2 separate regions of the Homo sapiens genome follow, and region 2 is linked to region 1. Evidence: read pairs that join two places in POLR2A ChIA-PET (ENCODE). Cell type or tissue: endothelial cell of umbilical vein. All regions are shown on one strand. Each heading gives the region's core, and the rest is flanking DNA. Links, peaks and the distances in the headings are about the cores only. Region 1 overlaps PODXL (podocalyxin like). Region 2 overlaps LINC-PINT (long intergenic non-protein coding RNA, p53 induced transcript).

Region 1 (6,587 bases), core at 1,775-5,774:
CCCACAGAGCACACGATCCGAATTTCTTTGGTGGTTTTTGACAGTGGAGCCTGTATCTTTTGGACAGTAGGGAGTGGAGTGGAAGTGGGGTTGGGGGTGACTTGGGGGTGGGAAGGTGTTGCTTAAAAAGAACAAACAGGCCAGGCGCAGTGGCTCACACCTGTAATCCCAGCACTTTGGGAGGCCGAGGCGGGTGGATCACGAGGTCAGGAGTTCAAGACCAGCCTGGTTAACATGGTGAAACCCCATCTCTACTAAAAATACAAAAATTAGCCGGGCTTGGTGGTGGGCGTCTCTAATCCCGCTCCTCGGAAGGCTGAGGCAGATAATTGCTCGAACCTGGGAGGCGGAGGTTGCAGTGAGCCACTGCACTCCAGCCTGGGCAACAGAGCGAGACTCCGTCTCAAAAAAAAAAAAAAAAGACAAACAAACCAAGTAAGTGGATATCATTAAACAATTGAGGACTGGCTCCCTTGTCCCCTGCCAGGGCCTGCAGGGAAAGTTAAAGGCCATGTTCCTTTTAAACAAAGCCAAGTCATCATGGCCCTCCCTGTGTTTGAGACGCTAGAGTTCGTCAAGGAAGCCCGGTTTCCTATGGGCACCGCCTAGGGAAGTGAATCAAGAATCTCAGGGCCAGCCCCAGTTGGAGCCAGGTGTCCAAACAGCTGAACATTCATCCCCTAAAAGTAGTTTCATGACATCAGAGAGGGGGGACAGAGGCATGACTGAGTACATGCCTCAATGACATACACACACACTCATGCGCACAGCTGTGAACTCACAGCTCTTCTTTTTCCAAGAAACTGGGAGCAAAATATTTCCCTCTGAAGTTTTGCAGGTCAGGAAAGGGGTCAGGTTTGCTTAGATCACACAAGATTGATTCTGAAGTCAGACTTGGGGCTCCAAAAGGGGTGGAGGAAAGGAAGGCACCGTCTCTTGCCCCCTGGCCCTCAAGGCTCCATGCCCCGTTCTCTCTCTGCCCTCTCTCTCTGCCCAGTCTGGCTACCCTGCAAGGTGGGTGCAGAGGCCCAGATGTCTAGGCCAAGTTTATTTGGCCACTCCCATGCCCAGAACAAGAAAAGAAGGCTAATTCAAAGTGGAAGGGAGGCTGGCTGCGGTGACTCACGCCTGTAATCCCAGCACTTTGGGAGGCTGAGGCATGAGGATCACTTGAGCCCAGGAGTTCAAGACCAGCCTGGGCAATATAACGACACCTCACCTCTACAAATAATTTTTAAAATTAGCAAGGCATGGTGGTGCATGCCTGTGGTCCCAGCTACACAGGAAGCTGAGGCAGGAGGATCGCTTCAGCCTAGGAGGTCAAGGCTGCAGTAAGCCATGTTTGTGCCACTGTACTCCAGCCTGGGTGACAGAGGGAGACCCTGTCTCAACGACGACAACAGCAATAACAGCAACAAATAAAGTGGAAAGGGGGTACCTGGAGCCTCAAGACGTGACTCTAGGTAAAATCACCAGCATCCTCCGCCTTGGATTTCTCGTCTGGAAAGCATGTACAGCGCCAGTTAGAGCCTCCCTCCCTCTAGAGCATGGCAGTAGTGCAGCTTCTAGGGAGAGGCAGAGCCAGGATCACAGGATCCAGAGATCCTGGTCCGAGGAGCTGTCACCTTTCTTGTTTTCCCTTACAGCCTGGTCTTTGCTGGCACAAGGTCTAGAGATGCAGAGCACGAGGAGCTGATGCCACCCCTCGGGCTGGACGCAGGGGCCAGGGACAGGCTGGGGCTGAGTTCACGGTGCTCTGTGACCAGAGGCTGGGATGTTCTCTGCTTTTCTTTTTTGTCATCAGTTCAGCCAAATGTATGTTTTGAAGCCACAGTTTTCTACTTTTTAAACTTATTATTTTCATATTTATTTAAAGATAGGGTCTTGTTATGTCATCCATGCTGGAGTACAGTGGCACAATCATAGCTCACTACAGCCTCTCAAACTTCTAGGCTTAGCAAGTAGTACCCACCTCAGCCTCCCAGGTAGCTGGAATTACAGGTCCATACCACCATGCTTGACTAATTTTTAAACTGTATGTAGAGATAGGGCCTCACTATGTTGCCCAGGCTGGTCTTGAACTCCTGGCTTCAAACGATCCTCCTGCCTCGGCCTCCCAAAGTGCTGGGATTATAGGTGTGAACCACAGTGCCAGGCCATCCCTTGTCCCCTGCTCTTTAAAAGCCATGCAGGCATCACATTCCTCCGCATCCCAGAGTCATAATGTTACAGCTAGAGGAAGCCTAGATGTCATGTGATCTCAGCCCAACAAGTAGAGACGAGCAAGCAGTCAGAGGACCAGGCACCACCACGCCTTCTTTGGCATCTAAGAACCATGTAGTCCCACTCCTAGTGCAGCTCTCCAATCCTGTGGGGTCTGAGTGCCCACATATACCTGGCTCCAGGTGCTGCACCCCTCTTGGTTGTTGGACAGGGGAAAGGGAGGCATCTGACCTGCAGTGAGATGAAGAAAGGGCCGAGGCCAGCAAAACACGAAGAGCCCCCAGGACACTACAGGACATGTGTCCATGCCCCCCTTCACATTACCCAGGAATCCGTGGTGTCACTGCCTGTCCCCAGAAGCCAAATGCATGAGAACAGCCCCCTCCAGCCATTCCCAATGGCTGAGAACATCCACACTGTCCAGCTGGGTTCCCTCTGCATATGCAGCCACACACACCCATCAGTCCCATGATGCCAGCAGTCCTGGGGCCGAAATCACCCAGCTTTAGACCATGGGAAATACTAAACAGGAAGGCCCCTGAGAGCCACTGGGCCAGCTCCTCATTCACAGATGAGGAAACTGAGGCCTGCAGGGAGGACACTGGGTTGTGAGTGTCTGGACAGAGGATCTGTTTCTTTTGCAAACCCACTCCTCAGCTCAACACCCAACTCAGATGGACCCTGCTGGTTTTCTTCACTGTGCCTGCCACCAGCCCTGTGTACATGTGGCGCACCCACACAAATACCCAGCGCTTAGCCAACAGGAGACCCCAGGGCCAGTTATAGCTGGCACATGGACATGATTGCCCTAGAGTGCCTGTGGCATTCAGAGATGTGATTCTGTGTCAACAGGACCAGACTTCCAGATTCATCCAGGGCTGTAAAGCCAGAGAATTTCCCTGCCCAAGTGTAATCCCCATAGGATGCCGTGGGTGAACGAAAGGCCAGGACGGCTCCCACCCTGCCCTTCCCCAGAAGCCGATCCACAGCACAAGCTCTCTAGAACCCCAGCCATGGAGAAGCAAAACCCAGGATGACCTCAGGATGAGAAGCAACTTTTTGGGCGGTGCTCTCAGGGCCTCCAGATCAGGGAGGCGTGGGCAGGAGTTAGGACAGCACAGGCCTGGGGAGGGAGCAGCAGGGCCTCCGCACGCACGCCCTGTACTACGCACGCACGCCCTGTACTACGCTTGGCAGTGCCCCCGGGGCAGGATGCAGGACTGCATCTGGCTGAACAATGGGCACCCCTCCTCATTGTCCCACCTGCGAGTAGTGCCTTAGGTGCTAGCTGCAGCTGGAAAAGCACATGCAAGCTGGTGGCTTAACAAACAAGCACACTACCCCCTCAACCACCAACTCCCAGGAACAATGACAGCATGAAGGTGGATGAGACCCATGCACTCAGCAGGCCCTGTTTATCCAGAACTGTCTGTGAGCCACTATGACAGTGCTGGCTACCAGAACATCCTGGAATCCCCTTCTCCAAGCTCCTGGGGCAGGATGACAGGATGACGGGACTCAGGATCTAAAACAGCACCGTGATGCTGTCAGGGTCAAGGACTCAAAAAGCAGCAGGGGGCAGAGGCACAACAGGAAAGAGCCAGCCACAGGCAACCGGCAAACAATGTCTGCCCCCATCTGGGCAGAAAGATCAAACATCAAAAACACACACTTCCATAATTCTTTTAACAGAGCCTCCCACTTCTGGCTGAGAAGCAACACCACTGCAAACACTCTTGAGGGGCCACCAGCCTGGAATGTAACTTGTTCCCAATGGACTCTGGGGCAAGCAGCCTTCAAACTGGCTGCGACCTGCCATGTTGTTTCCTATAAATCCCCTAAGGTCAGAGGGCCCTCTTCATTTCAGCTAGACACATGTGAGTGTGTTGTTATAGCTAACGCTTTTCCAGCTTGGTCTTTACGCAGGACTGTCTGGGTTTTAGTACTCTAAGTCCCACATCCCAGGATAACCTGTTTATACTGGGTAATCTGGGACAGTTGGTCACTCTATCTTCACATCAGTATTTCCCCCAAAATGTCCTGGGGAAACATGAGTGTTTCACAAGATGTTAAACACTCTCGTTCTACTAAAGAGAGGAAGCTGTTCCTCTCGATGTTCTACTAAATCTAGATCGATGTTCTACTAAAAAGAGGAGGCTGAAAAGGAAATGGTCCCATAGTTAAAGTACGTTTGGGGAATGATGGGTTAAACAAAGGTAATAAGTAATCTTCCTTAGAGGATATTTCAAAGCATGTAAGATCATAATGTATTTTGACCTTCTAAGAAGGGAAATGTATTCATTTTATTAAATATTCATTGAGAGCATAACTATTAAAATCTTGAGGATTACGAAATGTTCTTACTGGACACAGTTTGGAACACAGCTTGCTTTATGGAATATAAAAGTAAAATAAAAAACCTCATATGGTGCTAGCCCAGACTTACCATGTGGGTAAACTGAGGCACAGAGCAATGCCCCCAAGGCAGATCTGTGAGTACTTCCTACCTTCCCTTCCTATCTTCCTCCCACTTTTCGGCCTTGTGAGGAAATATTCCTTTCTCTAGTTGTTGGACTGTAGCTCCATGCACCTCCCCCATGCCCTCCCTTTCCTGAGAAGGAAAATGGAGAGCTGGCCATAGAAAGATCAACATCGTGTCACTGCCTGCTTCACTGCCTGGCTCGATGGCATCAAGAGGAATTTGGTGCAAGAGAGGGGGTAGGCTCAGGGTTGGATGATCTGAGAAAGGAAAGTGAAAGGGAGACTGGGATCCCAGGGCTAGGAGGGAGTGTACAGTGGGCGTGTCCAGGAGCTGATTACCCAATCACAAGCGCCATTTATCCAGGTAGAAAGAGAGCCAAGAGGTGGAAGACTGCATTTAACCACGTTATGGGCTAACCACCTAGGGGGCTGCCAGGATCGGGGTGCAGGTGGCTTCAGAAAGCCTGTTTTGGGCCGGGCGCTGTGGCTCACGTCTGTAATTCCAGCACTTTGGGAGGCTGAGGCGGGCGGATCACTTGAGGCCGGGAATTCAAGACCAGCCTGGCCAACATGGGGAAACCCCATCTCTACTAAAAATCCCAAAATCAGCTGGGCTTGGGGGCAGGTGCCTGTAATCCCAACTATGGGGGAAGCCGAGGTGAGAGGATCGCTTGAACTCCTGAGGCGGAGGTTGCAGTGAGTCGAGATCGTGCCACTGCACTCCAGCCTGGGCAACACAGTGAGGCCCTGTCTCAAAAAAAAAAAAAAAAAAAAAAAAAAAGTCTGTTTTGACTCAAAGCCCCAAAGTGAAGGGCAGTGCCCCCTAGGGGTGAGCTGAGGAGCACCAGGCAGGAATAGGAAGGCAGGGGGCGCCATCTCAGTGGCTTCTTAGCTAAGCCCACCCTGGCCACCTTCATCTAAAACTGCGGTCTCCAACTAACCCTGCCTCCCCGCACTGAGGCCCCCAGCCTGAGTAATGGGGAAGGGCCTTGAAGAAGAAAACCTGGCCCTGTGAGGTCGCAGAGGATGCTGCTCTAGCATGGCGTTGGGGGTGGGGTAACAGGGTCTGTTGACTCACACTGGGCTAGGGCTGACGCCAATACAAGAAATAAAATCAACATGCCAGGTGCGGGTGGCTCACATCTGTAATCCTATCACTTTGGGAGGCTGATTAGGCGGATCACCTGAGGTTGGGAGTTCAAGACCAGCCTGACCAACAAGGAGAAACCCCGTCTCTACTAAAAATACAAACTTAGGTGGGCGTGGTGGTGCATGCCTGTAATTCCAGCTACCCCAGAGGCTGGGGCAGGAGAATCACTTGAACCCGGGAGGCGGAGGTAGTGGTGACCCAAGATTGCGCCATTGCACTCCAGCCTGGACAAACAAGAGTGAAACTCCGTCTCAAAAAAAAAAAAAAAAAAAAAAAATCAACACGTGTGGATGCTTTCTGCACATCAGAGGCACCACCTACATGATCCTATTTAGCCCTTGCTATGGAGGAGGGCACAATACCTATTTTCCCGCTGGAGAAGCCCAGGTCAAGGAACAAGTCTGAGATCACAAGGCTAACAAGTGTCGAAGCTGTGGCTAAAATCCAAGCCTCTTAACTGCAGAGTCTAGGGCATCAGCAGAGATTTCCATTTTTCTTCTCTTCACCATCACAGCAAAATTTTTTGTCAAAGGAATTCTTACGTAGAGACCTATCATACGGAACAGTTAAAAGTAGGCCTTCGTGAAGAGGATGGACGTAAAACTCCCCCCAAATCGGCCTCCTCTTAATTTTCCTCTCCAGGTATGCACCCCAAGCCCTCAGTGGCCCCCAAGGCAGCTCCACGGAATACCACCCGCAGGTTTCAAAGTCACTGGCCCCCGGCTGCTGCTGT
Region 2 (6,587 bases), core at 1,793-5,792, 640 kb before region 1:
GCGTGTGCCACCACACCCAGCTAATTTTAGTATTTTTAGTAGATGGGGTTTCACCACGTTAGCCAGGATGGTCTCGATCTGACCTTGTGATCCACTTGCCTCGGCCTCCCAAAGTGCTGAGATTACAGGCGTGAGCCACGGCGCCCGGCCCTAATCATGGCTTTTAAGGGGTCAATGCAAGCCAGGGAAGATGGACAAAAAGAGGAATTACAGAACACAGTATGACACATGTACAACTGGGTAAGCAGAAAGGGCTGTGGAAGCACCCAAGGGGCACCTAGCCCAGCCCTTAGGAGTCAGCAGAGGCTGCCTGGTGGAGGTTTCATCTGAACAGGTGCTCTGAAGGGACAGTAGCCATTGGCCAGGAAGAGGGAAGGAAGAGCTTCCAGGCAGAGGACAAGCATGATGGGCTTCATTTGGCTGCACCAGAGATCAACAAACAATGGTAAGGATGGGGGGAGTCCTGAGAGGTAAGACCAGATCATGAAGGGTGTCTTGAGCCCTGTCAAGACATGATGAGGTCAACCAAGCAACAATAACATCACAAGACAACAGGTTTCTTTCTGGGTCCTGACAGTGTATGTAAGTTATGCGGCTTGAACTTACTGGACGGCATTAATGAGCTTCTATTCATGTCTAATAAGGAAAAAAGAGGGTTCTATCATGGGTTATGCCACATTTGTTTTTCTTGGTAGTTGGGACAGTTGCTTTGTTAATTGCCTTTTTTGAACATACTCTCCTATACCCACAGCACATTTGCTGGAGTCATGGGGGTGGGGTGTGATAATCTGCACTATTCATGAGCTGTGGCCAGGTGATCCAGCACAAAGATGCCCAGCTGTGGGGAATACATTCATTCTTCCCTAACACATTAAAACCACAACCAAGGAAAGCTGGCTGAATAAAACTGAGTGGCCCCAAGGATACAAACACCTCCAACACGAGTCATTTATTTATGAAAAGTGAATAGGATACAAATTAAAAGCTTGGGCGCAGGAGCCAGACTGCTGTGACTTGAATCCTGGCTCCTCCATTTCCAACTTCCCCCAGCCTCAGTTGTCTATCTGTAAAATGGGTCTCATAGTAGGATCTGCCACACAGGATTGTGTATTAAAAGAGATAATCAATATCGAGTATTTGGCACAGTGCCTGGCACATGGGGCTCCCAACACATGGTGTTGGTGGTGTTCCTATTTGTTGTTTTTCTCTTGTAGCAATGCTGAATCCAGTCTGCTCCCACTTACAGTTTACATGATGGAAGAATTAGAGACTTGAACACAGAAATGAATTATCCCTGTTAACCCTAACCCCAGAACATTGAGGCCACAGGAAATACAACCGCAGTGACCTGGACTTCTGCGTTAGTCATGATCAGTACGTATTAGGTCACAGCTAGTCTACGCTTTATCACATGGTGGTGACATTCCAGTTTCATATGAGAGGGCTCTCAGTTAAGTAAGTGCACTAAAAATGCATACTGGAAAACACCCGTGATCTATCTAAAACATTGTTCCAGTGCCCTCGTTTTTTTGTTTTGCTTTGTTTTTTTAAATCCCAGAGAGCAATACCATAAAATATTTCATTAGACCTTTTTATTCAAGATCCATCTTAAAAAGTTGAGGCTGTACCTCAAATATCTTTTATTTTCCTTGCTGACTTGTTACATGACCCCCACTGGCCTGTGAATATATCCAAAGATTTTTCTGTGTTTTAATCTGAACTCACTTTGAAGCTATTTATATGTTTGGCATGGTAACACAATGGAGGTAATAAACACCATGCAGGTCTGACTCAGCTTTGAAAGCAGCTTTCTGAGTGACACCTTCCTCAGGATTCCCTGAGCTAACTTTATGGGATCTGGTAAGTAACTTCATATTCACTCCATAGCACTTACGATCTCCCAATCATTTCCTGCAGATCTAGCCTGGAAGCTAAATTTTAAAACTAGCTGTGAATTTAGAAGATGATTCATAAGCTCTGTGCATACCATGGTTATGACTGGTGGAAGGCAGAGATTCTTACATCAGTCTTCTTTACATTTTAACAGCAAGGAAAATAACAGGTTAGAGGAGTACTTTGTATCTACCCTCCCTTGCTTCCGGCAAATTAATGAAAGCCAAATAAATTGCAACACTTTGATATCTGTGTCTCTGTAACGTTAAAGACAGCCCTGGGCTGCGAGAGATGAACGTGGTAGAGCACCTCCGGGCCAGCTTCCCAGTGGAGCAATGGTATTGGAGAGGTGGACAACGTGGGGAGGCTGAGGGAGCTAGATCTTCGAAGGCAGAGAACAACACGGTGTGTCAGGCAAGCCACAAGCTCTTTTTGCAGCATAAAAGCAAGAGGGGAGAGTGGCAGGGGAAAAACTCAGGTTATTTATTTTTTTTTTTTTTCTGAAAACCACTTGCTGAAATAGAATGCCTCTTCTGAATACTGATGTCATTAGACTATCAATTTAGGTTATATTAAATTTTTTCAGGATAGCTATCCTTAAATTTCAAAGCATTTATTGGCCAGGTTTCTAAAGTGTGATAGCATCATTCACCAGGAAGCAGGGAATTTAGAATCGAGGTGACACCGGACCACAGAGTGAGTCTCTGGTGTAGAGGCAGGAATATGCTCAGTAAGGTAGCTCGTCAGCCGTAAGGCTGCCCAGGAGTGAGGCTTCCTCTGCAGGGTCTCACGGGTGCCTTCTCATGCCTTTTACTGGAGCCATATCTAATGACTTTAAAAGGTTAACCCTGGATCTGTTCTGGTGAACTTCATCCATGTTTGTAACATCCTAGAAAGTATTTATTCTGAGAAGCTGAAAAACAAAAAAAGATCTTCCCAGATTTCTGAAAATGGGGTGGATACTGACCTACATTCAGTGTTCTAGATTAAAATCACAGATTTTGGATAGAGAAAGTATTCTCTGTAATCTAATAAAACCAACTTTTTTTTTTTTTTGAGAAAGAGTCTCGCTCATGGCCCAGTCTAGAGTTGCAGTGGCACGATCTCGGCTCACTGCAACCTCTGCCTGTCGGGTTCAAGCGATTGTCCTGCCTCCTGCCCCAGCCTCCCAAGTAGCGGGGATTACAGGCATGTGCCATGACGCCCAGCTAGTTTTTTGTATTTTTAGTAGAGGGGGGGGGTCTTGCCATGTTGCCCAGGCTGGTCTTGAACTTCTGACCTCAGGCGATCAGGCCATCTTGGCCTCCCAAAGTGTTGGGATTACAGGCGTGAGCCACCACGCCTGGCCAAAACCAACATATTTTATGGATAGGAAATTGAGGCTTAGATGGGGGGGAAGAAAAACATTACACAGATTAAACCACAGCTAATGTCAGGTGGTGACCAAAGCAAGTCTTTTATTGCAGGCTGGGTTTTTCCATGTGGCTGGTTGTATGCTGCACCAAGAGGCAGACACAGTAGGCCAGTTTCCTGTGCAGACCCAGCTGCAATCCCATCTCTAAGCCAGGATGCTATTAGGTCTCAACAACCCATGGGAATTTAGGGTGCTCATGATTTAGGCTGGAAAGAGGTGACTAAGCTCCTTGATCTAAGGTCTATGCAACTGGCCACTCACTGCGGACCAGGGACATTCAATGCCAGACAGCGGTAGGGCTGGTCTGGGGCGGCAAGCCAGATCCTGGGCAAAGCAGCCTTTCTGCTAAGGGTTCCCTGGCAGACCACGACGATGGCCTCTTGCAAATGTGACCTGACGGTGGCAAAAGTCTTCTTTCAAAGCCCATTCCTAGGGCCTGCTCTTTCCCCAGCACTGTCCCCCAGGAAGCCCCCTTGCTAGCCATATTCATAAAGTTAAACGACTAAAACATGTTTTGGAAAGTAGTTTCTCTTGGTATTTTAGTGTGTTGTTTACTCTCTTACTGTACTAACAATATAAATTGCTAAAGGCTTCCTGGAAATCAAAACTGCAAATTAGAGAAAAATAGGGTTAGAGAAAATGTCTTTGATAGTCCACTTTGAAATTCAAATAATGATTTGAGAAGTTTAAGAATTATTACGTGAATAGATGGTAAAGTGACAGAATATTAATTATAGAATCTAGCCAGTGTATTTTTCATAATAAAATATTGGAAAAAAGTATTACCGCATCTTCTGTGCATACCAATATCCAACAAGTTCATGGGCTCCTACCGCTGGATATAATAGCAAAAAGTCTTGAAATATAAAATAAAGGAAGCACCACAAATTAAATAGGGAAAGATACATGACTCAAAACATGATGGGGGATTTACTTTGTGAAACAAAGTCCATTTGGATCTTTGTTTCACACTTTTTTTTTTTTTTTTTTTAAAGACACAGGGTTCTTGCTCTGTTGCCTAGGCTGGAATGCAATAGCATGATAATAGCTAACTACAGCCTCAAGCTTCTGGGCTGAAGTGATCCTCCCACCTCAGCCTCCCAAGCAGCTAGGACTACAGACACATGCTACCATGCCTGCCTAATTTTTAAATTTTTTGGTAGAGGTGGGGTCTCACTGTGTTACCCAGGCTTGTCTTGAACTCCTAGCCTCAAGTGATTTTTCCACCTTAGCCCCCGCAAAGCACTGAGATTACAGGTGTGAGCCACTGTGCCTGGCCACATCTTACTTCTAATTTGGTGAGTTTAATGTTAAAAATGAAACTTTAAAAAAAAATAGATGAATATTTTCTAACTTCTGGGTAGGAAGGAATTCCTAAGCCTGAGGTAACAGAAGTTACACAGGAAAAAAAAAAAGATAAAATAACTTACTCCACTACATAAAATATAAAGGTTCTCATGAGAACACATGGACACAGGGAGCAGAACATCACACACCAGGGCCTGTTGGTGGGTGGCGGACTATGGGAGGGATAGCATTAGGAGAAATACCTAATGTAGATGGTGGTTTGATGGGTGCAGCAAACCACCATGGCACGTTTATACCTATGTAACAAACCTGCACGTTCTGCCCATGTATCCCAGAACTTAAAGTATAATAATAATAATAAAATAAAGGTTCTGTATTTCCAATAAAGTATAAGCAAAATTAAAAGTCAAAGAAGCTGGGAAAAGTATTTACCCCAAATATCGTATACACACACACACACACACACACATCGTTATAAATATATCATAGAAACAGTCACACCCTAGTAGAAAAGTTGATAATGGACACGAACAGAACATTTACAAAAGAAAACAACAGGCTGATGCACACAAGAAGAAAGTTCAGCGTTACTGGTAGAGATGAAAACATGCCACATGCCTGACATGGAGTGAACATTCATTAAATAGCTTCTGAGTAGATGAACCAAAAAGAATGTAACCTTTTTGTCTAAAGATAAAAAAGAGAGAACACTCAATGCTGATGAAGATATGGAGAGAAGGACATTTCATACTTTGCTAAAATGTGCAGAACTTGGTTCAAGCTTTCTAGAAAACAATTTAGCAAGGTATATCAAGAATCTTACAGTTAACCTCCTTTTACTCAAGAAATTCACTGTAAGGAATCTCTCCTAAGGAAATCATTAAAAATATGCCCAAGATTCATGTATTTAAAAGGTTAATTACTATAATAAAAAATAGTTTTTAAAAACTGGAAGCAAATTAGACACTCCCAAATTAGAGAATTAGCACCATTAGAAATATTTTAAAGGCATTTTAAAGCATAGGGAGAACATGCCTGTTTTAAAAGTGGGATAGAAAGTGTCTATACAGGCCGGGCATGGTGGCTCAAGCCTGTAATCCCAGCACTTTGGGAGGCCGAGACGGGCAGATCACGAGGTCAGGAGATCGAGACCATCCTGGCTAACATGGTAAAACCCCGTCTCTACTAAAAATACAAAAAATTAGCCGGGCGTGGTGGCGGGCACCTGTAGTCTTAGCTACTTGGGAGGCTGAGGCAGGAGAATGGCATGAACCCGGGAGGTGGAGTTTGCAGTGAGCCGAGACTGCGCCACTGCACTCCAGCCTGGGTGACAGAGCAAGGCTCCGTCTCAAAAAAAAAAAAAAAAAAAGAGGAAAGTGTCTATACAGGCTGGGCGTGGTGGCTCACACCTGTAATCCCAGCACCTTGGGAGGCCGAGGTGGGTGGATCACCTGAGGTCAGGAGTTCGAGACCAGCCTGACCAATAGGGTGAAACCCCGTCTGTACTAAAAATACACAACTACCTGGGCGTGGTGGCGCGTGCCTGTAATCCAAGCTAATTGGGAGGCTGAGGCAGGAGAATTGCTTGAACCCAGGAGGCAGAGGTTGCATTGAGCCGAGATTGTGCCACTGCACTCCAGCTTGGGCAACAAGAGCGAAACTCCATCTCAAAATAAATAAATAAATAAAGTACCTATACAGAATTATGCTGATTCTGCAAATTGTGTGTATGTAGGAAAATGCTGGAAGGAAATACACAAAACCCTAATAGAGCTTTGAGGATTAGAGGTAATATGTGGAATCTAAAATAGTCAAATACAGTCCATAGAAACAGAGAGAGGTGGTTGGGGGGATGGGGAGATGTGGGTCAAAGGGTATAAAGCTGGAATGATGTCAGACGAATACATCTAGAGATCTGCAGTACAGCATGACCACAGTGAAGATACTGAATATTTCTAAGTGCATTTTAGGT

What was found. Peaks named below come from ENCODE experiments on the same cell type or tissue, not always from the same donor. Only the 100,000 strongest peaks of a DNase experiment are listed, where the experiment ranks them.
Region 2: POLR2A ChIA-PET joins it to region 1 with 7 read pairs; 1 of 35 experiments calls an interaction of 5 or more read pairs at or near these places.

The regions. Positions count from the first base shown.
Region 1 is chr7:131,541,268-131,547,854 of GRCh38, forward strand. The region is part of intron 1 of PODXL (podocalyxin like); the gene reads right to left. Among named protein-coding and RNA genes, the nearest start is that of PODXL, 12 kb to the right of the region's middle. RefSeq lists an enhancer at 3,112-3,955. In endothelial cell of umbilical vein, for the core only: CTCF peaks have their summits at 3,796 (motif pointing right) and 5,559 (motif pointing left); DNase peaks (open chromatin) are centred at 3,854 and 5,564; H3K27ac peaks cover 1,704 bases.
Region 2 is chr7:130,902,390-130,908,976 of GRCh38, forward strand. The region is part of intron 6 of LINC-PINT (long intergenic non-protein coding RNA, p53 induced transcript); the gene reads right to left. Among named protein-coding and RNA genes, the nearest start is that of LINC00513, 7.8 kb to the right of the region's middle. RefSeq lists an enhancer at 1,003-2,202. In endothelial cell of umbilical vein, for the core only: no CTCF peak of the experiment used is centred there; DNase peaks (open chromatin) are centred at 1,862 and 3,412; H3K27ac peaks cover 2,877 bases.